Regions from separate parts of the Homo sapiens genome. Here region 1 is linked to region 2. Evidence: read pairs that join two places in POLR2A ChIA-PET (ENCODE). Cell type or tissue: HepG2. All regions are shown on one strand. Links, peaks and the distances in the headings refer to the core of each region. The heading gives the core; the rest is flanking DNA. Region 1 overlaps SH3YL1 (SH3 and SYLF domain containing 1). Region 2 overlaps LOC105373324 (a long non-coding RNA gene).

Region 1 (12,578 bases), core at 2,402-10,401, 74 kb after region 2:
AAGAATGTTACAGTGAGGTGGGCTTTACCACCCAAGCACCTGTGAAACCAAGAACAAGTAACTTTCCTGAACCTTTCTTTTTTCCCTATTGAGGGATGTGCAGACAAGACAGACTACAGGGAACTCTGTCTTTCGAATAACATGCTGCCTGGATGTGGGAGCAGACGCTTCCCAATCTGCCCCTCTCTGGCTGCCTCCTACTGGAGAATTCTCCTGGCTTAGCTATTTTACGGATAAAATGAGAGCGATGACAACCACCTTCCATGGCTATGAAAATGATTCCATAATAGCATGTGTACAAGTTTTGTAAAAAAAAAAAATGGCCTGGAGCGGTGGCTCACGCCTTTAATCCCAGCACTTTGGGAGGCCGAGGCAGGCGGATCACGAGGTCAGGAGATCGAGACTATCCTGGCTGACACAGTGAAACCCCATCTCTACTAAAAATACAAAAAATTAGCCGAGCATGGTGGCGGGCGCCTGTAGTCCCAGCTACTTAGGAGGCTGAGGCAGGAGAATCACTTGAACCCAGGAGGCAGAGGTTGCAGTGAGCTGAGATTGCTCCACTGCACTCCAGCCTGGGCGACAGAGCAAGACTCTGCCTCAAAAGAAAGAAAGAAAGAAAGAAAGAAAAGAAAAAGAAAGAAAGAACGAAAGAAAGAAAAGAAAAGAAAAGAAAAAGAAAGAAAGAAAGGCAGATAGTTAAATTATTCAACAAATATTGGATAGTACTAACCGATTACGTGTGTGCCATCTATGTGCTTGAAAGGAAAACCCTGTGTGGTTACAGGTCCTGTCATTGTCCCATTTTACAGAAAAGGAAGCATTCATGGGTGTCTCGTCAGTCTCTGTGGACGTAGGTGTGAAGTTTGAGAAAGTCTCGGCCTTCCCGGTACTCACAGTGCACTTGAGGGCTGGTCCTTACTATTTGTGGCTGCTAGGACATGGTAGGGGCAAGTTCCCAGAGAAGCCAGGTCCAAAGGGGATGCTCAGCTCAGCCAGTGACCTGAGTCAGAAGTGCCCTCAGAGGTTGGTCCCTTCAGGAAGGACGTGTCTACCCTCCAGCCCCTCCGTGGTCTCAGTGGGCACCAGATCTGCTGTGATGAGAACAGCCTGAGGGAACCACTCTGGATACCCCATGCTCCCGTTCTGACTCCCTCCCTCATTAAGACAGCAGGCGGGAGTGCTCTGTTAGGATGGAGGCTCAGACAGAATCAGAGAGTGCTTCATGGAGAGCAAACAGTGCTTTCTGTTAACATTGAAAAATAGCCGACTGCTGTGACATCACTGCACACTCACAATTACACGCAGAGACTTATCTGTGGGGCTCTGAGAAGCAAAGTCAGATCATGGTTAAGAAGTTTAAAACTCATGTCTCCAATCCCTAGGAGATGCTTCTTATCTCTGTTTGAAATTGACATTTAAAAGTTAATAGTTATGTTATTTAAATGAAATTCCATAGTTAATTTCCATACTGTCATGAAGACAGGCTTTGCAATAAAAAGTTTCTGTAAATGGCAAGCCTAAATAAGCTGCAAAGATGAAGAAGATATTAAAAATAAAATTATATTTTGTGTCATTTCAAGGGCTTTTACTGTATAAATCCATATTTAATCATCAATATAAGCCCAGAGACTCATATAAGGCTATCTTTAACTGTGTTTTGCAGATGTAGAAGCTGAGGTGTGGAGAAGAAAAGCTACTTCCTAACATCACAGACTGGAAGCACCCAGGTCAGAATTGGAGCCAGAATGGTCTGACCCAGTCTTCTCTCTTACAGCTCACCACTGTCTCGTATTGTCTTTTAAAAATAATACTGGTTTGAGAGGAGAAGATTGATTATTTATGTGTAAAGTAGTCACCCCATGGCCCAGGATGGTCTTATTTTGTCAAAAATATGAACAGCAATTCCACTGTGCAGCGCACCAGTCTTGAGAATTGTTAACAAAACAATAAACTATTGAATCATCACAACTAAAAAAAAATAAAAATAAAAATAAAATAATACTGTGTATCAGTCTAAGGCCCAGCACGGTGGCTCATGCCTGTAATCCCAGCACTTTAGGAGGCCGAGGTGGGCGGATCACCTGAGGTCAGGAGTTTCAGACCAGCCTGACCAACATGGTGAAACCCCATCTCTACTAAAAATACAAAATTAGCTGGGTGTGGTGGTGCACGCCTGTAGTCCCAGCTACTCGGGAGGCTGAGGCAGGAGAATCGCTTGAAACTGGGAGGTGGAGGTTGCAGTGAGCTGAGTCCATGCCATTGCACTCCAGCCTGGGTAACAAGAGTGAAACTCCATCTCAAAAAAAAAAAGAGAAAAAAGAAAAAAAATACTATGTATCAGTCTATAAAATGCTTAAAGTCTTTCTATTTCATTTACTGGATGAAGGGACTACATTTTACTTGCTCTTGTTTTTCAGGGCTTCTAATGTGCCCTATGGCTAAAAGTCCAAAATTTTCAAAGAATTACCATGGAAACTCTCAATTTTTGGTCTCTAATATATTGAAATTTAATACAGACATCATTTCTGAGTCTCTCATCATTTTTGAAATAAATGCTCAAAGCATGCCCCCAGCCTCACAAGGAGCCAGAGGGTTGTGGGAAGAACAGGTTGTGACTTAGCACAGTTTAGCAGCATGATCTATTGAGAGAAAAAGGCCCTTCTACAAGGAGGGCCAGGGGACTGGGTGGAGGTGGGGAAAGGGGAAGAGAGGGGAGGGAGGGAAGGGAGGAGGAAGGGGAGGGAAGCCACAATCACTGATGAAAATGCACTTTCCACCAGAGGGCGATATTTTTGAAAGCTTTGATTTGGTTGCACATGGTACAAAAATGCAGTCATGATAAGCAAAACTAAAATATGTTCCTTTTATACTACAAATTTATACAGCAGTGAGTAAGAAAGATTGAATAAAGATGAAAAAAGAGTTAGAAATACTTCCTCCTAATAAGGCTGAGGGAATTTACAACTATGTCAACAGGGCAAATCTACAAAGGATAGCTTAGGAAGAAATGGACTGAAATTTGAGAAGAAAATGAGTTGAGCATACCAGGAGATTCAATTTCCAGGCCCTTGCAAAACGACAGACTGAAGATGAGCATCAGCCCTAAGAGGATCCCCGTGTAGGAGGCCTCTGTGAGTGTGCATGTCTGCCCGACAGACGCCACAATCCCAGGAGCAACATTATAAACTGAAATAACGTGAAGTTCTTCTTTACTTAAAGAATGTGGAGGGATTTGAATATCATATGTTACAAAACTGGATTTTGCCACAAATGATGATGCACTGCCCACGTAATTTCAATGCCCACTGAAGGAGAACAGTGGCTTTGCCATGAGCAGTCCATAAACTGCCAATGACAGCTGGCCAGGTGTTGGGATGTGCCTGTTATACAAATGTGCATGAGACAGAAGCAGATAAAATGGCGAATGAAAGAAATCCTACTACTAAGGAAAGAAAAGGAAAGTAAATGGGAACCATCAGATAGCTTTAGTTAGACATTCATCGAGAAAATAAAGGAAACAATTTTTCCTAAGTGCCAATGGTAACAATAAGAACGCTAGGAAACCTCTCAGTTTTCACAGGTTGCATCTTAGGTGTCTTCAGAGGATATGGCAGTTGTATGGACGTGCACAAGCTACTTACCTCAATTCCTATTTCAAATCCTCCACCAAGGCCAGCTATCCCAATGGCTGAGGGTGCAGACCATTCTAATAAAAAAACAAACGAACGTTATCCTAACATTAAAACACCCTCGACATGTAAATATAGGAAGGAAAAATGCTAAAATCTAAAGAGTGCTTCTATTGAAAATAATGAGACTTGGTATTTCCCCTGATTTTAAAGTGATCTTCAAAAAGAATATGTAATTTTTAAAAAGTTAAAAATATTTTTAAAGTATTAGATATTCATTATGAGTCTCATAGCCTCACAAGCCCATGTCCTCTAATCTTTCTCTACCAACATGCATAAGACCACCAACTACTGGTTCCCTAACCATTAGCCATACAGAGCACTTGGTAACTTCAACTGTCAATATTTTTATAGAACAACTTAGCTGTAGGTCTAGTCTTCAGCTAGAATTTTGTCACAGATTTAAGAGATCAGAAGGATTCGAGAGAGTTGATTATCTAACGGTAACATAATAATTGTTTCCATTGTAAATTTCTGAGGGCAAAAACTGTTTTAACACCTCTCGTGCTTAAGCAGAATAAATAGGCTATAAATTCAAGGTTATTAAAATTCTAACAAGATAAATCACATTTAGAAACTAAGTACAGTAATTCCATTTGCCATGATACGGCACATTTTAGGATTACTATATGCTTATTTTTCTTGATATAGAAACTCATGTTAAACAAGTCTAGAAAAATGTATTTTCAATTTGGTGGGGGGATGGTCTGGCCAAAGCACTTTTTGAAAATGGTTGCTACCATGCATGCTAGATACTAGAATATTGCTGAAATATATCCAGAACTATCCTACCCAGGCTTAGAGAAGTTTGGCTTACAGAAATTAGTGTCTGATAATTTTTCGTTCCCTATGTTAGGAACTGTCCCTGTGTTAAGATGGCTGGTCTTGGCCAGGATCCTGGGGAACATGTTGTGTCTTATTTGGACAGTTTTTAAATTACTCTCAGCAGAGTCAGCAGCTGCAGCTCAGGAAGAAGGGAGAGAAATGTAGGTTTTAAAACCAGTAGAAAGGTTTGCTGGGGCTCTGAGAGGAGCCCAGGGCTTGGTATTGACTGTCCCTACCCTTGGTCAGCAAGTCACCCCATCAATGGAGCAGTTGGGGACCTGAGACATGCAGGGACTTTCTCACAGACTCTGAGTCCCATCTGACAATGGGCTCCCTTGGAATGTGCCTCTACTTTGTTTGGTTTTACTGCTGAGAAGTCTGCTCATGGAAATTTGGATAATGCTTGAGAAAAAGAGAATTATTTTCTTCTCATTTTCAAAGCCACACATTGAGCTATGAAAACTGATCCACATAATAAGGAAGAGGTTTTTGTTGACTGCGGGGATACCTTGGTAAGAAATGGTGAATCTGCTGACTGCTATTTCAAGGCCATATATTTCACAAATGTATATATTGTATATTTATTGTCTGTAAGTGTCCCATGCTCTCTCAAAATAAAATAAAATTATGCTAAAAAACTGCTACTAATAGAAAAACGTGTTCACTGAACAGCAAATGTTAAATTGGTATAAAAAACATTTTAGTTAGTTTTGACACACCTGTGTCCATTTTAAATACTACTATAAATGTTAGTACTTGGGATTCATGGCAAATATTTTGATTTCATCTCTAAAGAATCAAGTAGTAGATTTCATCCCAGAAAGTAAAACTCGATGATACTGCTCTTGATATGATTCTGCCTTGGGGAAAACTCTTCAAATGTCACAGTTTTTATGATCTACCACAGAAACAAAGAAATTCACATATGGCCCCTTATTTTCATATCAATTTCCATAAAACAAAAGAAAGCAGCTACACCATGAAGTTGAGGAATAAGAATTCATATTAAACAAAAGAAATGCACATACTGCCATGTTTCAATATTTGCTCCACGGAAGAATTACAAAATGCATGCAAAACAAAGTTATATCTACCTGTCTTGTCTTCTCTAATATTTTGAGGACAGAGAGAGACGGAAAGGCTGGTTCCTGTGGCTTGTTCACTGACACCAAACTGCACGTTCAGTCGAGTAGCCCTTATTACATAAGTTTTAGTTGATATGCAGGAAACCTGTCCTACTCGCTATGCAATGTGTTCACATGAAAACAGACAGAACAAAGAATGAAGACTCTCTACTCCAGTGAACAGACGCCAACTTACTTCCATCTGGAAGGCGCGCCACTACAATCCCGCTGCCTCCTCTGGCAGTCACCAGGAACCCGGCTTTGATCACAGACAGAATTGCAAGGCCTTTAGCCTTCGCAATTACGTGAGCTGTTAACGTGGAAAACAATGGGAAGGTAAGCATTTTGATCTATGTGCCTGGATAGACGAGCAAGTGTTAAACAGAGTCAGTGTACACAGAGGTTATCTCTAGGAATTCGGGGCACACAGGAGCAATGAACAAAAGTCAGTCACTCAACAGATGGGCACGAGGCCTCTCTATTCCCATGAATGTTTTTTGTGTTTGCTATTTTTGCAGTGCTAAACACAACATCATAAATATCCTCACATCCTGTAACTGACAAAATAAATTAGATATTTGAAAGAGATTTTATTGCTATCTATTAGCAGGGCAAATATTTTGGCAATTTCAATTAATTTAGGATATAGTACATAAAAGATAAAAGCTACATTTTCAAAGAAATTAAGATCCATATAGTATTAAGGAGAAACTTTAAAAATTACAAAAAGGCAGCATGAATTAGAACTTTGATCTTAAAGCCACGTAGCTAAATTAACCTTGTATTAATATAAAAATTTGGATTCAAAAACAGAAAAATTAAGTAATTTTCCAATGTTAAAACATTTTCAACTTTATAAAATGATCTGCTATAGCATTTGAGTACCACTTAACTATTAGTACACTGATAATATAATTCCATTTAAAAATATTGGTTTATTCACATGTCAGAGATGTTCATTACATAAAATGAGGGTTATTGGTATATGTATCCACTGAATATAGTGCCACACGATTCTGTGAATTTACGACACAATAACACCTCATTCAAACTAACGAGGGAAGCCTAACATATAACTTTAAGGTAGTTTAACTTATTATTATTTTTATCAAATATTCTGCCAAGGAAGTGAAGTCAGACATGGGGCTCTAGTACACAGAGCAAAAGCTTTGCAGATGACCCAAGAGAACACTAAAATTCTCATGTAATTATGCCACCATTTCAAAGTTTAAATTAAGAACCGACTCTTGGAAATAATTCATCCAACACCATGAAGTTTGCATGCAGAACATTTGTGGAGCTGTTCTTAATAAGAAAGCTACAGAAAATAAGGTTGCATCCTGGATGGCTGTCTACTAAGTGTACTTTATTTTTGTATTTTAAAAGGTTATAATTATATTGTAACAAGATTGAAAGCTGTATTATATGTTGTGCAGATTTATTTTTACAGCCACCTGTTGGCAGAATGTCTTCCTCACATTCTGTTCTCGATGCTTCTAGAGTTGCTATTGCCCCTATTGGGAATATTAGATATTAACAAAAGCACATTTTAAAATGGACATATTCCACATGTCAATTATATTTTTACAGATTTCCACTCAAATTCAGGGACACTAACATATTAATAATCCCTGAATAATCTGCCAATTAGCTTTTGATTTATAACATAGAATGTACCAATTATAGATTTAATTGCTAAATTAAGTTTCACCTACTTCTTAGAATCCTAACATTAGAGGAGGCCAAACACACCACTGGGAAGGTTTTAAGATCTAGATGTCTTGTTTAAATATTTTGTAGATGCAACTGTTTATCCTATGAAATAGCATCTTTGTTTTAATGTAAACATAATGCCCCCCACCAGACTCCCAGGAGAAGTGGGCCTGGATCTCTGTTGGCTGTGGAACTTCCATCGTTGCCACACCCATGCTTTGGGGCAATCTCTTACTTAGACTAACATGCAAACAGAATTTCTTTTTCTGAGCTTCACCCACTGAGACGGGCTCCTTCAGAATACTGATACTGAAAATCTAGTTTTTCTTGTTGAGTTTTCTTTAAGCTCTAAAGCAGCGCTTCTGAAACTAGTGTGTGTGTGCACCTCACTGGGACCTTGGGAGGAATGCAGACTGATTTGTGACGTCTGAGCAGATTTCTCACAAGCTCCCAGGGGATGCCAAGCTGCAGATTCAGACTATACCTGGAGCAGTAAGGCTCTAACAAGCACCGTTTCCTCAAGACAGGAGAAGTCACCGGGCCAATGCAACAACAATTAATATCATGATTAAGATTATTAAAACAACAACAAATTTTTAAAGCATTAAAGTTCTATTAAATAACTTTAGATATCTGGCTTAGAAAAATTAACTTTATCTCTTTAATGCAGGACCCAGAGTCATGCACTCTGATTAACTAAGAGGGAGGCTGGTCTGTAACACTGTCCAGGCTAACTGGCATGAGACAAGTATGCTATGAACACCCTTTGGAAATAACTAGAAGTGGTGATGAACAGATAGTGGTTTTCAAAGGCTCCCCTCTGGACTGATCTTATGTGTCACTGACTACTTAAGAATTACATGAGAAACATGTTTAAAACATGCATTCCTGGACACACTGCACTAAAAGTCTGATTCAGCAGGTTTGGAGTGAGGTTTAAGAACTGTGCCTTTATGGTCTAGGGGATACTGATGCACATCTGTGTTAGGAATTACTGATTAATGTCTTAAACCGCTAGAGAATGTAAATGTCTTATGTGGAAGGAGGAAACACAAAATTAAAATTTATGTATGAGATTAGCTGGTGAGTTTGCGAGGTTAGCTTGCAGAGTTCTTAGCACGCGATGCAAAGGACAGGCGAGGCTGCAGAGAGCTCAAGTGGAGCAGGAACATGTGGTGTTTAGGGCGCTGGCACCCTGGGATGGGAGGCAGGAGAAAAAGCCTATGCAAAAGGGAGAGACAGGGAGGGAAGAGGCCCTGCTGGTTTGCCTGGTCTGCAGCTGGCCCTGTCCAGACCCCTTCCACCTGGAGTAGCAAGGCCTTATGATGACTGTTTTCTCATGATGGGAGAAGTGGCAGGAATGCAACAATAATTAATATCATTATTTTATCATTATTAAGATTATTCTATCAATAACAAATTTTTAAAACAGAGCTCAGAGTCACGTGCTGTGATTAATTAAGAGGGAGGTTGGTCTGTAACATTGCCAAAGTTAATTGGCATTTGGATCTCCTTTGCATGAAACAAGTTATGCTGTGAACACCCTTTGGAAATAACCAGAAGTTGTAATGAACAGGTAGTAGTTTCCAAAGCATCCCTGGATCAGTCATGAGAAAAAAGGTGGTGGAACAAAAGGTGGCTGAACTACTTGTTGGCATTGATGGAGGCTTCTGCCTGAAATGGAGTGTCGAACAATGCAAAAAACAACTTAGGAAAAAGACATTTAGAGACAAACAGCACTCATCCTATTTACCTACCAGGAATGATCTTATCAGGTCCATTTCTGGAAGTTATTTCTGTGAATTCTCTTAATATTTTGGCAGCCTTTTTTGCTTCTGATTTCAAATTGGAAGGTATAGGGTTATTCACTGAAACATAACAAAAGATATTTTAATGAAAAATTCTGCTAAATAGAAGTGAGAAATTTATTATTATTTCATTCTTCTCATATACAATTGTCAGAGGTGTTCAAACCAGAGGGACTCCATTTTGAATAGGAGCTGGGTGAAATAAGGCTGAGACCTACTGGGCTGCATTCCCAGAAGGTTAGGCATTCCAAGTCACAGGATGAGACAGGAGGTCCGCACAAGATACAGGTAACGAAGACCTTGCTGATAAAACAGCATGCAGTAAAGGAGCTGGCCAAATCCACCAAAACCAAGAAGGCAATGAACGTGACCTCTGGTCATCTTCACTGCTCATTATACACTAATTCTAATGCGTTAGCTGCCAAAAGACACTCCCACCAGCGCCATGACAGTTTACAAATGCCATGGCAACATCAGGAAGTTACCCTATATGGTCTAAAAAGGAGAGGACCTCTCAGTTCCGGGAATTGCCCACCCCTTTTCCAGAAAACTCACGAATAATCCACTCCGTGTTTAGCATATAATTGAAAAACAATTGTAAGTATCCTTAGTTGAGCAGCCCATGCCACTACTCCACCTATTGAGTAGCCCTTCTTTATTCCTTTACTTTCTTAATAAACTTGCTTTTACTTTATGGACTTGCCCTGAGTTCTTTCTAGCACCAGGTCCAAGAACCCTTTCTTGGGGTCTGGATCGGGACCCCTTTTTGGTAACACAATGAAGCATTACCACAGCATAGCCTATCAAAGGAAATGACTGGAAATCCTCATTGACAGTATCATCTCTATTTCTCCTAATAAATCAAATCTATGCTGAGAGTCAGAAACTCTAAACTCTCATCTCAGAAATTATAAAATCCTTGGGCCCCAAAGGATGTTAAACAAAACCTGGCCAAACCTCCCTGTTATGTATCTTCTTCCTGCAATTAACAGACTTCAATACTAATTTAAAATAAGAATTTAAAATTTAAAAATATATTTTGTAACTATCTATAATATATAGTATAAATTTAATATATTTTGTTGTTCTTGCCAAAAATGTTGGAACTGGCTGCCTGTAGACTTTCTGATGAGTAAAACTCTAGGAAGACTTGGGAATTGAGCCTACAAGTAACGCCGGCCTGCATTTCTATGGCACTTTACGTTTACAGTGTTGCCTGGACATTCATACACTCATCAGAGGGCTTGTCATAACAAAGCTCACATAATTCTTCCAGCTCTGAAGTATATCGAGAAGATAGACTATTCTCTTGTTACTGGACGAGGGATCAGCAGAGCGAAGAAGCTGAATAGCTTCAGTGTAGGACCACAAGTGCCCTGAGGCTGAGAAGTTCTTGTCTCACTGTCTACAATTAGGAGGCACATGCGTGACTGACTGCAGGATGCCAGGATCTGGAAGGTTGAAGGCATTCATTTCCACTGTTTCGCCTCAGTAATTTACAGAACAGAGATGAAGTACGCTAATGGAAGCTTGCTTTTGTAAAAGGAAAATAAATCTCAGGACCCCAGAATCACTGAGCCAAGGGAAAAGTCAAGCTGGGAACTCTGTGAGGCAAACCTGCCTCCCATTTTATTCCTAAAAAGATAGCTACAAAGGTAAGAAGCTACACACCTCCCTCACAATTTGATCACAAGGAAATTCCCTGTGGACAACAGATGGAACTCAGACTCATCCCTCTGCTCACGTGAGACAAATGCATATCTGATTGTTTCCTTTGCCCTGTTGTTTCACTAAGCCAGACTACAGCCTAAGTGACTATTCCTGTAAATCACAAAGGCTAATCAGACACTCAAAAGAATGCAACTGTTTGTCTTCTATCTATTTATGATCAGGAAGCCCCCTACCCACTTCAAGTTGTCCCGCCTTTCTGGATCTAATCAATCTTACATATATTGATTGATGTCTCATGTCTCCCTAAAATTTATAAAACCAAACTATACTCAAATCGCCTTGAGCACGTCATCAGGACCTCCTGAGGCTGTGTCATGGGCTGTCCTTAACCTTGACAAAATAAACTTTTAAAATTGATTAAAACCTGTGTCAGAGCTCATGTATAAACTCATGGTTTATTCTTTCGACAGATCAAATGCTGAAACAGCAGAGAAAAAAATCCCTTTCTTTTATTCAGCAAAATATAAATATCTCCAATAAAATGTGATATATTTTGGTGCCTGGAATGTTTGAAACATGTAATTTATCTTAAAAGTGAAAACTGGCTGGGTACTCCCAGCACTTTGGGAGGCCAAGGGAGGAGGATCACTTGAGGCCAGGAGTTCGAGACCAGCCTGGGCAACATAGTGAGACCCCCATCTCTACCAATAAAATGATTTAAAAAATTAGCCAGTCATGGTCCTTGCTGAAGTCCTTGCTACCCAGGAGGCGGAGGCAGGAAGATCACTTGAACTCAGGAGATCAAGGCTGCAGTGAGCTATGACTGGGCTACTGCACTCCAGCCTGGGCAACAGGGCAAAGCCCTGCCTCAAAATAAAATAAAATTTTAAAAAGTGAAAACTGACTTAGGGTCATTTTGGAGTTCTATTTAAATTTCTTTAAAAGATGTCAGTATCAGTTCTTTGTGGCTCAACACAGGAGTATTAACAAGATCCAGACCAGGAAAAAAATCCATCCCAAGATTCATCAATGGTATTAAGTCAGATAGAGGAAGGTATTTCCACAGATACTTTATGCAAAATTAAGTGTGCATGATGCATGTGTGTAGCTCTTTACTCCTTTTAAAAACAAGTGGCATCACAGCATTAGTGTATTTTGGCATGTTGCATTTTTTAATCAATGTTATCTCAGAATAGTTAAAATACTGCCTCTCAGTGTAGGCTTTTCAAATCAACTTCATGAGATACAATTTACAAAATGAAATCTACCTGTTACAGGTATAGCTCAGTGTGCATGGACAGAGGTAGAGACCACTCCTGATCACAGCATCCGTGCCCTCTGTAGTGGTCACTCCTATACCCAGCCCCTGCCTCAGGTTAGTGCCAATCTGATTTCTGTCATTAAGTATGAATTTTGTCTGTGCCAGAACTTCATATAGTCATCAGTGTGTGTTCTTTTCTGTCTAGCTTATTTTACTCACCATGAAATTACTGAGACTCAAATTGCTGCACAGATCAGCTCTTCCTTTTTGACTGCCAACTGGTATTCTAATGTGTGGACATAGCACAATTTGTCCTTCCAGTCACTGTTGATAGACAATTGGGTTGTTTCCAGCTTTTGGCTATTACAAATAAAACTGCTATAAATATTCCTTTGTAAGCCTTTTGTAAAAAAATGTTTTATGGCCGGACACGGTGGCTCACACCTGTAATCCCAGCAATTTGGGAGGCCGAGGTGGGGGGATC
Region 2 (12,578 bases), core at 1,738-9,737:
TATTTTCTGGGGAGATCTAGAATCGTCTAAGGGGTTAAGCTGGACTAGCCAATGGGAAAACAAAATGAAGATACTGGGGAGATGTTCCCAGAAGAGGAGCATTCCTATTGGGCTAGGCCCTAGTCACATGCAATTCCCCAGATGTGGTTGGTGTGGCCAAGGTTCCAGTGTTTGACTGCTGCCTTCTTGGCACTTCTCGTGCTGTGAGGAGCATCCCCTCCCCAGTAGCAGGGGCAGTGGTCCTCTCACCCACTTCAGAGTAAAGGGCCAGCAATTGGCAGTCACAAGAAAAGTAGTGAGACAGGAAGGTGAGGAGCATGAAGTCCCACCATACCAGCCTCCAGTGTCTGGCACAGAATCTGACGAGGAACCTCCGTGAATTGGAATCTTCCACATCTTGATACATGGGAGTTTCTGTTAGATATAATTTGACTTATAAAAAGAAAGAAATATGGCCAGGTGCGGTGGCTCACACCTGTAATCCCAGCAATTTGGGAGGCCGAGGGGGACGGATCACGAGGTCAGGAGATCGAGACCATCCTGGCTAACACGGTGAAACCCCATCTCTACTAAAAATACAAAAAATTAGCCGGGTGTGGTGGCGGGCGCCTGTAGTCCCAGCTACTCGGGAGGCTGAGGCAGGAGAATGGTGTGAACCCGGGAAGCGGAGCTTGCAGTGAGCCGAGATCGCGCCACTGCACTCCAGCCTGGGCGACAGAGCGAGACGCCATCTCAAAAAAAAAAAAAAGAAAGAAAGAAAGAAATATGACCTTCTTGCATCTAAATATTGTAGAAGAATTAATGATCGCAACCTGGATGTTTTACATTCTGAGATGCTATTAAATCAATATTAATCATGAATGTATTGATAATTTTTTAGAAGAATAGAAGAGATCTCATCATATTAAATGAAGTATATCAATTATAAGACGCATGCTAACTCCAGAAAAAGCAAAACATGAAAAAAATGTGTCTTAGAATGGAAAAATGCAGTAGTTAAACTATTTTTAACTAGAATTTAAATGCAACATTTTAGGATATGAAGCCCTCAACTCATTTCGAAAACTACTGGCTCAGATGACCTCAGCGATAGGAAACCTCTAAAAGATCATGAGTCTAATCAGATAATTTTCTGTGCCTTTGCCTGAGAGTCTAGCTGAAAGTGGTGCCGTTTTTACAGAAAAGGAATAACGTGTCCTGAACTGGGAACCCTTCACCGGCCACCATTCCTGGAGGCGCTTCACTGTGGAGTTTTGGTCACCAGAGGGCTCCAGGGGACTACTGGGGAAGGCCAGGACATGGAAGAGGGCCTAGAGCCAGGGTTACCCGGGAGGGGGTGGACCCATTTTGCCAAGCACCTGAGGACCAGGCCATACAGAATCCTCTCAAAACCACCCGCACACTAGGTGGGAATAAAGGATAAGAGAAATTAATGTGTGCTTAGCATGTGAGAGCCGACATTCATAGTCAGGCTGAGCAAAGAAATTCATACAGAAGGATGAAGCGCACGTTATGAGACAAAGAACACCCAATTATAAGACAGAAAACCTCGGTTCTGGGAAATTCCTGAACTGTTTGCCCGTCCATGAAAGAGTAATAGTGATACCACCTTCTCCACTTTTTCTTGTAACAGAACTGCCCGTTTCTTTCATGCTCACAGCTAAGTGTTTAGTAGAAATAATTGACAAATATAAGGTCATTTCTCTTACACAAAAGGTTCAAGAAAACTGAGAAAGATTTAAAAATTCCCAAATGAATGATTTTTCAAGGCACAATATCTTAATTTACATAAAGAGAAATAATACATTTTGTCTTAAATAAAGATTTGCCCACATCCTAAGTGTGGCATTGTAGAGTAGTTAAGATATTTCTTCAAAAAAAAATTATATCAAAAAATCTGTACTTTTTGAGTGGGGATTATAACACACAAACCTGGTGCAATATATTTAAAACAAAGCAGAGATTAATTAATAATTAATGATTCCCCATCACCATTTTCAGAAAACCCAGTAACTTAGTGCCTTAAGATGTTCAAATCATCCCAAAAAGTTGAGTTATGAAATATTTTCAAAACCCTTTCTCAAGCTTTGCTATTCTAGCTTTAGCTGGAAGAAGAAGCTTCCAAGTTAAAGATGGTAGATGAAATACTGACCCAGTTGTTTCCTTTCCCTCCCAAGAAACCATGATGGTTATCCATCATGGAGAGAGAACAGCAAAGACAAAAATTGATTTGGTGGCCTCGCATCCGCGAGAAGGAGCATCATCTGTGCACCTTCCTGGGGGTGAGGGGCGGAGAAGTGAGGCAGGCGTCAGAAAACAGGAGGGTCGATTAAAATCTGTACATTGACAGTCAACCCTCATTATCCTCCCTCACCGATGCCTGCACCCCACCCCTCGGGTAACCAGTGAGTAGAACACCAACAACCAACAAGCAAGCAGCTGCCTTCCAGAGAGGAGAGGAGAAGGTTTTCTCCAGAGAAAGGAAACCATTGAGACCAAACGCATCACTTACTAACATGTGGAAACCCCATCGACTCCCTGAAGCAAAACCTCTAGATGAGCCTTTCACTAATGATAACACAGACTCATTCTCCTTCTTCACATGTCACTATTAAATGTGAACAGTGAAGAATCACCTCGAGATGAGCCTTTCACTAATGATAACACAGACTCATTCTCCTTCTTCATGTGTCACTATTAAAGGTGAACAATGAAGAATCACCTCTAGATGAGCCTTTCAGTAATGATAACACAGACTCATTCTCCTTCTTCATGTGTCACTATTAAAGGTGAACAGTGAAGAATCACCTCTAGATGAGCCTTTCACTAATGATAACACAGACTCATTCTCCTTCTTCATGTGTCACTATTAAATGTGAACAGTGAAGAATCACCTCTAGACGAGCCTTTCACTAATGATAACACAGACTCATTCTCCTTCTTCATGTGTCACTATTAAATGTGAACAGTGAAGAATCACCTCTAGATGAGCCTTTCACTAATGATAACACAGACTCATTCTCCTTCTTCATGTGTCACTATTAAATGTGAACAGTGAAGAATCACCTCTAGATGAGCCTTTCACTAATGATAACACAGACTCATTCTCCTTCTTCATGTGTCACTATTAAATGTGAACAATGAAGAATCACCAGACATTTCAGGGAAACCAATCCCAATGGGAAAAAAGACCAAGGTAAACTGGGAGGCAGAATGATTGTTGAGAACCTAACATTGTAGCAAAATAAGAAATAAGAGTTTTATATCATCATTCACTTAGTGGTAGTGTCTGGGGTTTCACTATACAAATATATCACTTTGATATATATATATATATATATATATATATATATATACATATACACACACACACACACACACACAGACACACACACACACACACACACACACATATATATATATATATTTTTTTTTTTTTTGGCGGAGTCTCAATCTGTTACCCAGGCTGGAGTACAGTGGTGTGATCTTGGCTCACTGCAACCTCTGTCTCTTGGGTTCAAGTGATTCTCCTGCCAACTTTTGTATTTTAAGTAAAGACGGGGTTTCACCATGTTGGCCAGGCGTGTCTTGAAATCCTGACCTCAGGTGATCTGCCTGCCTTGATCTCCCAAAGTGCTGGGATTGTAGGCATGAGCCACCATGCCTGACCTGACATAGTTTTAACTATTAGAAGAAACCACAGGAAGCTACCATTTGAATAGATCAAACATTAGCAATATATTAAAATATCAGCAATTTCATATGCTCAAGATTATTTTTTAAAAAATAAAAAGAGAAGAGAATTGATTCAATTTCTAGGCCAGCAACCAAAGAAAAAGCAAGAAATGGAAGATTTTACAATTATATAGTAATAGCAAGATCTTACATTTCTATTGAGTTTTAAAGATTACAAAACACATCAATATACATTGCCTTGTTTGATCTTTAAACAACTCTATAATTGTAATTAATATATCTAAAAATTGTAACTCTTGAGAAATCCAGGACGAAACAAATGAAGCCTAAACACAGCTTTAATTTGCCAAGTAATGGGTGGAGAAGGGATCAGAAGCTGGGCTGACTGACCCCACGTCCTCTTCTTCCATTACTTAAAAGAAGTCAGCCAGCACAAAACCTTGGGAAGGACCTGAGATAAAGGCAGTGGGAAAAGAGCAGAGTCAAGGATGATCTATAAACAGAGGTAAAAGAAGGAATGCCTTAAATACAAAAACATATGTCCACAGAGCTGGGAGTTGTACAAAGCCATGTAATTAGAGAACATCATGTTGACAGCAGACTCTTGACCTGGGGGAAAAACGTTCACGACACTGACTCCAAGAAGGATAAACTTGAAGGATTCCAGATGTGAGGCAGTCAAAGCCTCACTTGGAAGCACTGTACAAATGTTCATGTCAAGAACTGAAATGAATTTATACCCACATAAAACTACATGTAGGGGAAGGCTTACTTTGTAAGATGTTTCCGGACACTACATTAGCAGCTGTACCGCACACACTTACACAACACAAACACAGGCAAGCTTGTCACCTGCACAGCTGGAGGGTTAGCCTGGACAGGGCGATTACAGTCTCTCCTGAACCTCTTCCTTCTCGTCCGTGACTGAATCCTATTCACATGCTATAAGGACCATGGGCTTGTGGAATCCAACTTAGCTTCCTTTAGAACCAAAGGATGCCTCTGTGACACATGCAGAAATGACTTCCTTTTATTTTTCATTCAGTCCGTAGGAAGAGAACAGCTGCAAGAGAGAGAAAGAAAATGTACACGGTGGCTAGGTGGAGACGGCACCTGAAGAGTGAGTTTCATGTTTAGCCCCAACAGTTTATAAACATTCATGTGGTGATTAAAGATATTCCCCAAAACCAGAAAACACAACTGAGTCAGCTTCTGTTAGTGAGCATCACGCTGCAACCCAGGGGCCAGATGTCCTTGGAAAAGATCAGAGACATAACACAAATGAGTCAGCTTCTGTTAGTGAGCATTGCGCTGCAACCCAGAGGCCAGATGTCCTTGGAAAAGATCAGAGACATAAAACATCGCCGCCTCTGTTTATGCAACTTACTGAAGTTTACATGGAACCCCCGTGCCCTCCCTGCGTTTAACCTTCTATGCAAATGACAGAGACTGTCACTAGAGAAGGAGCAGTAGATTCTCATCCAGTTCCACAAGTCAACACGAGCATTGTCTCACTCCCCATGTTGACAGCTGCAGAGGATTTTCCATTCCCTGCCCCTACTGCTTCCAAAAACATCGGTTTTACATTGCCATAGCTAATGTTAACACCTCCTAGAATAAAGGGGGAATCACCACCGAGTGTCAGTTCTGGTTCAGACTGTGGAGTGAGGGTGTTATTCTTCTTGCATAAAATGTAGTGACTCCACATTGCACCAGTGGCTTGGTAAAAAAGACAAAATTTCTAGGGAATTAGTATCGATTATTTTTAACTATCATAACCTTGGCTTTATTGACACTTTGTATTAAACAGATCTCACTTGCCAAACGCCACAGGATGCAAGCCAACAGACGGGCCCAGAGAGCTCTCGTGAGCCGGAACTGTCACATAAGAAGCAAAACCACGAGAGAGAGAACACCACCCACATCCAACACAGCATAGCCACCCTGAAAGCCTCAGCATGTAAACTTTCGTGGCACCACCCTTTCTTTTAGAAATGTGTTTAGATTTTATAGACTTTTGCTAGACTTTGTTATGTAAGCTTTATGTACTGAAAGGTCTTAATTAAAGATTTTTAAATGTTGAGTAAAATGTTCACCAGTATAGTTTGTAATATATATATAACAAACCTGTCATATAATTTATTTTCTTTAAAAACAAGGCCCTTATACAAATTGCCCATGGAACTTTTATTTAGAATTTAAGGTCATTTGGGGCTTAGTGTCATATAAACAAAATTCTCCCAATTGCTAGGGTCCTCTTGGGGTGCTGCATTCCTGCGAACCATGATCATGCCAGGCTTTGTCAGTGATTGGAAAAACAGATCCTTCTCTGTCTGGGAGCTCAAATGCCTAGGGTGATGCCAGATCAAGTTTTCATTACTGAGTCATACATTCCTAAATTCAGTGTATCTCAGAAAAACAGACATACCTTTAACTCACAACAGTTTAACCTGACAAAGGTCTCAAATACTTCTATTGCAATAAAAATTGTGAAAAGGCTATCTTGCTAGAGATCTCTGACTCAGAGAAGAAAGTGAAGGTTGGGCATGGTAGCTCATGTCTGTAATCCCAGCACTTTGGGAGGTTGAGGCAGGTGGATCACTTGATGTCAGGAGTTTGAGAGCAGCTTGGGAAACACAGTGAAACCATCTCTGCTAAAAATACAAAAATTAGCTTGGCGTAGTGGTGCTTGCCTGCAGTACCAGCTGCTTGGGAGGCTCAGGCAGAATTGCTTGAACCTGGAAGGTGGAGGTTGCAGTGAGCCAAGATTGAGCCACCACATTCCAGCCTGGGTGACAGAATGAGACTCTGTCTCAAAAAAATAAAAAAATAAAAAATAGGCCAAATAAATAAGAGAGAGAGAAAAGAAAGTGAAGAATCTCAGTGACTGCAGCATTTTGGAACAGAATTTCTTTCAGGGAGGAATAGGGCACTGAGTATAAAAAGCAGCAGTGGAAAGAATTGCACAAACCCCTTTTCCATGCACTAGGTCTCTGGGTATAACTTTTATGAAGTTTAATTTCCTTCTAGTTGAATAAAGGTAGCAATGTGTTGCCTTTTACGTTGTGTATGAAGAGCCTAGAATGATGATCGACACCAAAAAGGAGTCAGTAATTTGATCCATTCACTCTTGGGTGCTGAGCTCCTCAGGGCATAGGCAGGAGGCACAGCTGGAAAGCCACCTGTGGGTGCACAGGTGCTGCTGGAGAGCAGAGTGAAGGAGGAAATAGGACAGGTGCTAAGGAACATGCAGGTGGAGCTGGAACACAGAGTGCAAGAGGGAATAGGCCAGGTGCTAAGGAACATGCAGGTGGAGCTGGAGAGCAGAGTGCAGAAGGGAGTAGGTCAGGGGCTAAGGAGAACACAGGGGCAGCTAGAGAGCAGAGTGCAGGAGGGAATAGGACAGGTGCTCATGAAAACACAGGGGAACCTGGGGTTCAGAGTAAAGGAGGGAATAGGACAGGTGCTAAGCATAATGCAGGTGCAGCTAGAAAGTAGAGTGCATGAGGAAACTAGAAGAGATGCTAGAGGAACACACTGAGATAGGTCCTGAGGGCTCCACTGAACCATACTTATCACTGCGTTTCAGAGTTCTTTCTTCTCATGCATCTATTTAAAAGGTGATCATTTGTGCACACTTTCTATCCTGCAGTGTAGCCATTTTAAGTATTCCTAACTAAATTGAGAGCAATTTAAGAACAGATGTCTTCTTGCACACACATGTTTATAGCAGCAAAATTCACAATTACAAAAATATGGAACCAGACTAAATGCCCATCAACCAACGAGTGAATAAATAAAATATTATATATATTATATATATATATGTATACACACACACACACACACACACACACACACACACACCATGGAATACTACTCAGCCATAAAAAGTAAAAAAATAATGGCATTTGCAGCAACCTGGATGGAGTTGCAGACCATTATTCTAGTGAAGTAACTCAGAAATGGAAAAGCAAATACTATATGTTCTCACTTATAGGTGGGACCTAAGCTATGAGGATTCGAAGGCATAAGAATGATAAAATGGACTTTGGAGACTTAGGGGGAAAGGTGAGAGGGGGTGAGGGATAAGAGACTACACATTGGGTACAGTGTACACTGTTTGGGTGATGGGTGCACCAAAATCTCAGAAACCATCACTAAAGAACCTACGCAAGTAACCAAAACCACCTGTTCCCCAGAACTATTGAAATAAAATAAAATAAAAATAACAGATATCTTATTCCTTTGGTAGTCCCCAGGGCCTAGCTCAAGAATTTACTAAATGCTTGTAAAATATAAGAATAAATGGAACAACTGGGTAAGCACAGCTCATGCAGAGACATCCAGCCGTTTCAGAAGTGTTAAGGTTCAGAGCAGTGGGCCCTGCGTAGGTCCTGGGTCATGGCATTTCCAGGAGGCACAGCCGTTTCAGAAGTGTTAAGGTTCAGAGCAGTGGGCCCTGCGTAGGTCCTGGGGTATGGCATTTCCGGGGAGGCACAGCCATTTCAGAAGTGTTAAGGTTCAGAGCAGTGGGCCTTGGGTAGGTCCTGGGTCATGGCATTTCCAGGAGGTACAGCCATTTAAGAAGTGTTAAGATTCAGAGCAGTGGGCCCTGCGTAGGTCCTGGGTCATGGCATTTCCGGGGAGGCACAGCCATTTCAGAAGCATTAAGGTTCAGAGCAGTGGGCCCTGCGTAGGTCCTGGGTCATGGCATTTCCAGGAGGCACAGCCATTTCAGAAGCGTTAAGGTTCAGAGCAGTGGGCCCTGCGTAGGTCCTGGGTCATGGCATTTCCAGGAGGCACAGCCATTTCAGAAGCGTTAAGATTCAGAGCAGTGGGCCCTGCGTAGGTCCTGGGTCATGGCATTTCCGGAAGGCACAGCCATCTCAAGCCTCCTTATTTATGGTGCGTGCTCTAAACCTCACACAGCACAGGCTTTTCTTTAAAAACATCAAGGTGAAATAAACCACATATTAATCTAGGTGGGCAATTAGAGAACCCACACAATTTAGTTGTATAATAGTAAACTTCTGCTGCATATTTAAAGGAAAATAGATAATATACTTTTTTTAAAAAAAGTGCAAATTATTCCACTATTTCTGAATACTCACTGCTTCCCATTGGAGAAGATGTAACCTAAATTACCACCCCATCTTGAGAAACAATTGTTCTCCTTTTATTTCCTTTTTATTTTCCCTTTTTTCTATTCTGGGCTTTTAATAATGCTTAGTCATATGATTTACTTAGATAACTTCAGGAACCAGCCTTAAAAAACTAAGCATAGAATCAAGGTTGCAGATTACCCCACCCTGGGAAGAATTCTGAGCAGTGAGTCTGCATTCCTGTTGCAGTCAAGCTGATGCCAGGGAGACCATCAGGTGACCATTGCTCAAGACAGTCATTGAGACCACACACACTGACCCACACATGGTCAAGCCCTGCACATAATTTCTCTACATCCTCCCCCCACAAAAACCTTCCAGCCAGCCTGAGAAACTTGAGATGTTCTTTGCAACACTGGTCTGCCATCTTCTCAGATTGTCAGATTTTGGGTAAACCCACTTTTGTTCCCACCAACTCTTGTCTCTTGAGTTTGGTTTTCAAGCAGCAAGCAGCCAAACCTGGGTTCAATTACAATTTGTGGCACCCAGCATGGTGCTGTGCACCTCAGGTGATCTAGCCTGCCTAGTTTTCAGTGGGTGGAGAAGTTGTCCTAAGCAGCATGTCAGAACTTACCCATTCACGCTACTGGGCAGAGCAACAACTTGCTCAAGAGTGCCAGCTGATCATGGCTATCTGACCCTGTGGCTGGGGCCAGGATTCCAGGAACGTCCCAGCAGCTACCAACAACTCTTTTTCTTGGAGATTTTCCCTTTTCACCCCTACGAGGCATCAGCTGCCTGCAACTCTCAGCTGGTGCAAGAAAAAGTGGTATCTGAGGAGTTGATGGCTTCAAGACTGGGTAAGTCAAGCAAATGTGCACAGTGGGATTCTCTCTCTCTGACATTTGGGCTTTAGTGCCATTTGGACCTAGCACAGGTCGTTTGTGGTACCAGATTGTGTGAGATAATATTCTAAAAACAAATACCTAATGTTAAATGACGAGTTACTGGGTGCAGCACACCAATATGGCACATGTATACATAGGTAACTAACTGGCACATTGTGCACATGTACCCTAAAACTTAAAGTATAATAATAAAAAAAAATCTCTCCTGTCTCCCTTTTTGAGTATTAGTTTGGGAGTCCTCCATTTGTGTCAGTTTCCATTTGTTTGTTATTTAATGGTTTAAAAACACGGGCAAATTCAAAGGCATGCCAGGTTTTTTCTTTTTGCACATGTTTTAAAACGAAAGGACAAATTACAGTAAGAAAAATTTAGAACTGAAATGATTAACCTGCAACTTTAGAGTTAAATAGAGTCCTCTGAAGCTCTCTATGTCTATTTCTTCATTTTCTTTTCTGCCTGCTTTGAATATGCTATATAGTTATTAAGCTACTGGTGTTGAGATAAAGCTCACTACAGTACTACTAATTCAAGGTTATTTGGATTTTTTAAATACATTTATCCAGTTCAAGCTAAAATGTAAACATTAAAAGCTCATTTAAAACAGAAAGAAGAGTTAAAAAGATTTTAAAAAATTGAACTGCCATGAAAACTGCTTTACCCAAAATTGTGGTCCATAGCTTTTATTGGATTTACCCACTGGGGCAAACAAAATGTAGCCATTTGGACAGGTCCCAATTTTGTCAAAAATAATTTGGGTTCATATATCTTTTATATGTTCATGAGTTTGTGATGCTATCTAATGGCTAGAGTTTCAAGGTAAAAGCTATTGGATCTTTGCTAGTGTGTGTATACATGTTTAATGTGTTGATGTATATGTATGTGTATTATGTTGTGTGTTGTGTCTAGCATGCTACCAAATTAGATTATAAATAAATGCTCATAAATCAAATGAATAAGTTCAAATGCTTTTCAAGTTCATAAGACTTAAGAAAATCTTTAATAAATAAAATGCTTTTTAAATTATTGGTACAGTAAAAATAGAACTGTATTTAGAATTGTCAGCATATGTTTTTGCCTGGGTTTAATGGTTATTTTGTATTTGCCTCTGCTGGACATTTTAGGGTGTCAATGTTTGGCATGTGAGTTATAGGACTGGAAACCCAGCCAAAAACAGAATAATCTTTGTTTCTGTGATTGTTTTTTGACAAATGAGATTGATTTAAAATTGTTGGCTCAATAAAAACAGCTGAATCTTCTGAGTTATCAGCAAAATACCTATCTCCTTTAACTTTAGAATTCTTACTTTGGTAAAAACTTGATGTTCACAGGTTTTAAAAATGGCTAACAGAAATAACTTTAAATAATGACTAGATTTTTTTCTGATATCTTAATTTTCAGAAGTAATCTAGATAGGCTGTTAAAAATGAAAGAATTGAGTACACATAAATGAGATAAATGCTTGTAGGTAAACTTTTTGCATAACTTAAAATCTTAAAATTATTTTCAATTAAATAATGGATGCTCATTGGATGTCTGGATCATGTTCAGTTAAGAAAGGGTTACAATATAGAGACATAATTTCTAAAAATTGTAGAGTGGTTTCATCTATAAAATCCTAACATCTTATAGACAGTTCAGGATTTCTTGCTTCCTGGTTTGAACTAAAATTTAAAGTTACTAAAATAAGAAGTATAGTTAATATATAATTATGCAAGTTGTGTTCTTATTACAAATAATAATTTTATGCAATTTGGAGGTTAAGAATTATTTATAAAAAAGATAAAAAGAAATCAGTAGGTAGAAGAGACAGTTGTGAAAAAATTATAGATATGAAGATATATTTTTGGTAAGGAAGGTTATTAAAAAGAGAATAATTTTGTGTGAAAAAGAATCTTATATGGCAAATTTTTGTTCTGAAGTAAAATCACTGATTATTTTTAAAAGAGGGACATATAGAACACATCAAGAAGTCCAAGCATGTTGTCAATGGTCTCCATAAGTCATAATGAGGTTTGTAAAAGAAAATTTACAAAACAAATTTTATATGTAATTAAGTTGGCTACAACAAAAAGAAAATTATTTATAGTAGTCTTTCTAAGATTGGTCCCCTACTGTTAAAACATAGTTTTCTTAAGTTATTAACTTACTCTTAATAAAATTACAAGAGGTTTTGATTTTAATTATATAACCTGTTTCCTTTTGAAAACTTCTCAGATTCATATCTCAGATTCATATCTCAACTGTTATTGTGTCTTGCTGCTTTCAGTTTTTTCTCCCTTTGAGAAGCCCTAACATGATAACTCTTTCCTAAAACTTTTTCATTAGCACCAGTAACTTTTCCTCCAGTTCTGACTGTTGTTGTGGCCTAATGTTGAAATACTTTATCTTAAATGTCTAAGAAAGTGATGTTTTACTGCAGTATAACTTGCTTTTGTACTTTTGGCTTTTCTTGATATGTCTGAATTGTTCCATGTAACCAGAAAACTCCTCCTACAGTTACTAAGAGTCATGTATTTCTCTGCTATACTCATAACTTTGAACACTCTCTTCCTGTGTTTTATTAAATTCAAGTACTCTTTTTATCACATTTGACTTCCAGGTTATCTAAATGGGCTTCCCATAAAGAGAAGCAATCACACTGCAGGTTTTTCTTTGCCTTTTTGGTAACTGGCCTAAATGATAAAGATTTTACATTTTATCAAAATAATTTCTATATTATATTTGAAAGTTTTTTTATTGCTTAAGAAAATTGAGATTTAAAAGGATTAAAGTTTTTACATCCATGAAACTTTCTGTCTTGTTTTTAAAATATTTTGATTATCACTCTTGGCTAAAAGAATAACTATTATTCTGTTTTGACAAAATGTTT

The links. ChIA-PET counts read pairs that join two places held together with the same protein. Peaks named below come from ENCODE experiments on the same cell type or tissue, not always from the same donor. Only the 100,000 strongest peaks of a DNase experiment are listed, where the experiment ranks them.
Region 1: POLR2A ChIA-PET joins it to region 2 with 14 read pairs; 6 of 35 experiments call an interaction of 5 or more read pairs at or near these places.

The regions. Positions count from the first base shown.
Region 1 is chr2:243,894-256,471 of GRCh38, forward strand. It overlaps SH3YL1 (SH3 and SYLF domain containing 1), which reads right to left. Exons shown (of 10, transcript NM_015677.4): 2 at 9,112-9,222; 3 at 5,838-5,951; 4 at 3,645-3,709. Among named protein-coding and RNA genes, the nearest start is that of SH3YL1, 14 kb to the right of the region's middle. RefSeq lists a silencer at 9,282-9,482. In HepG2, for the core only: a CTCF peak has its summit at 2,785 (motif pointing right); DNase peaks (open chromatin) are centred at 2,778 and 5,978; H3K4me3 peaks cover 1,782 bases.
Region 2 is chr2:171,010-183,587 of GRCh38, forward strand. It overlaps LOC105373324 (a long non-coding RNA gene), which reads right to left. Exons shown (of 4, transcript XR_922689.3): 2 at 4,549-4,759. Among named protein-coding and RNA genes, the nearest start is that of SH3YL1, 87 kb to the right of the region's middle. In HepG2, for the core only: no CTCF peak of the experiment used is centred there; DNase peaks (open chromatin) are centred at 4,612, 5,062, 5,552 and 6,072; H3K4me3 peaks cover 1,588 bases.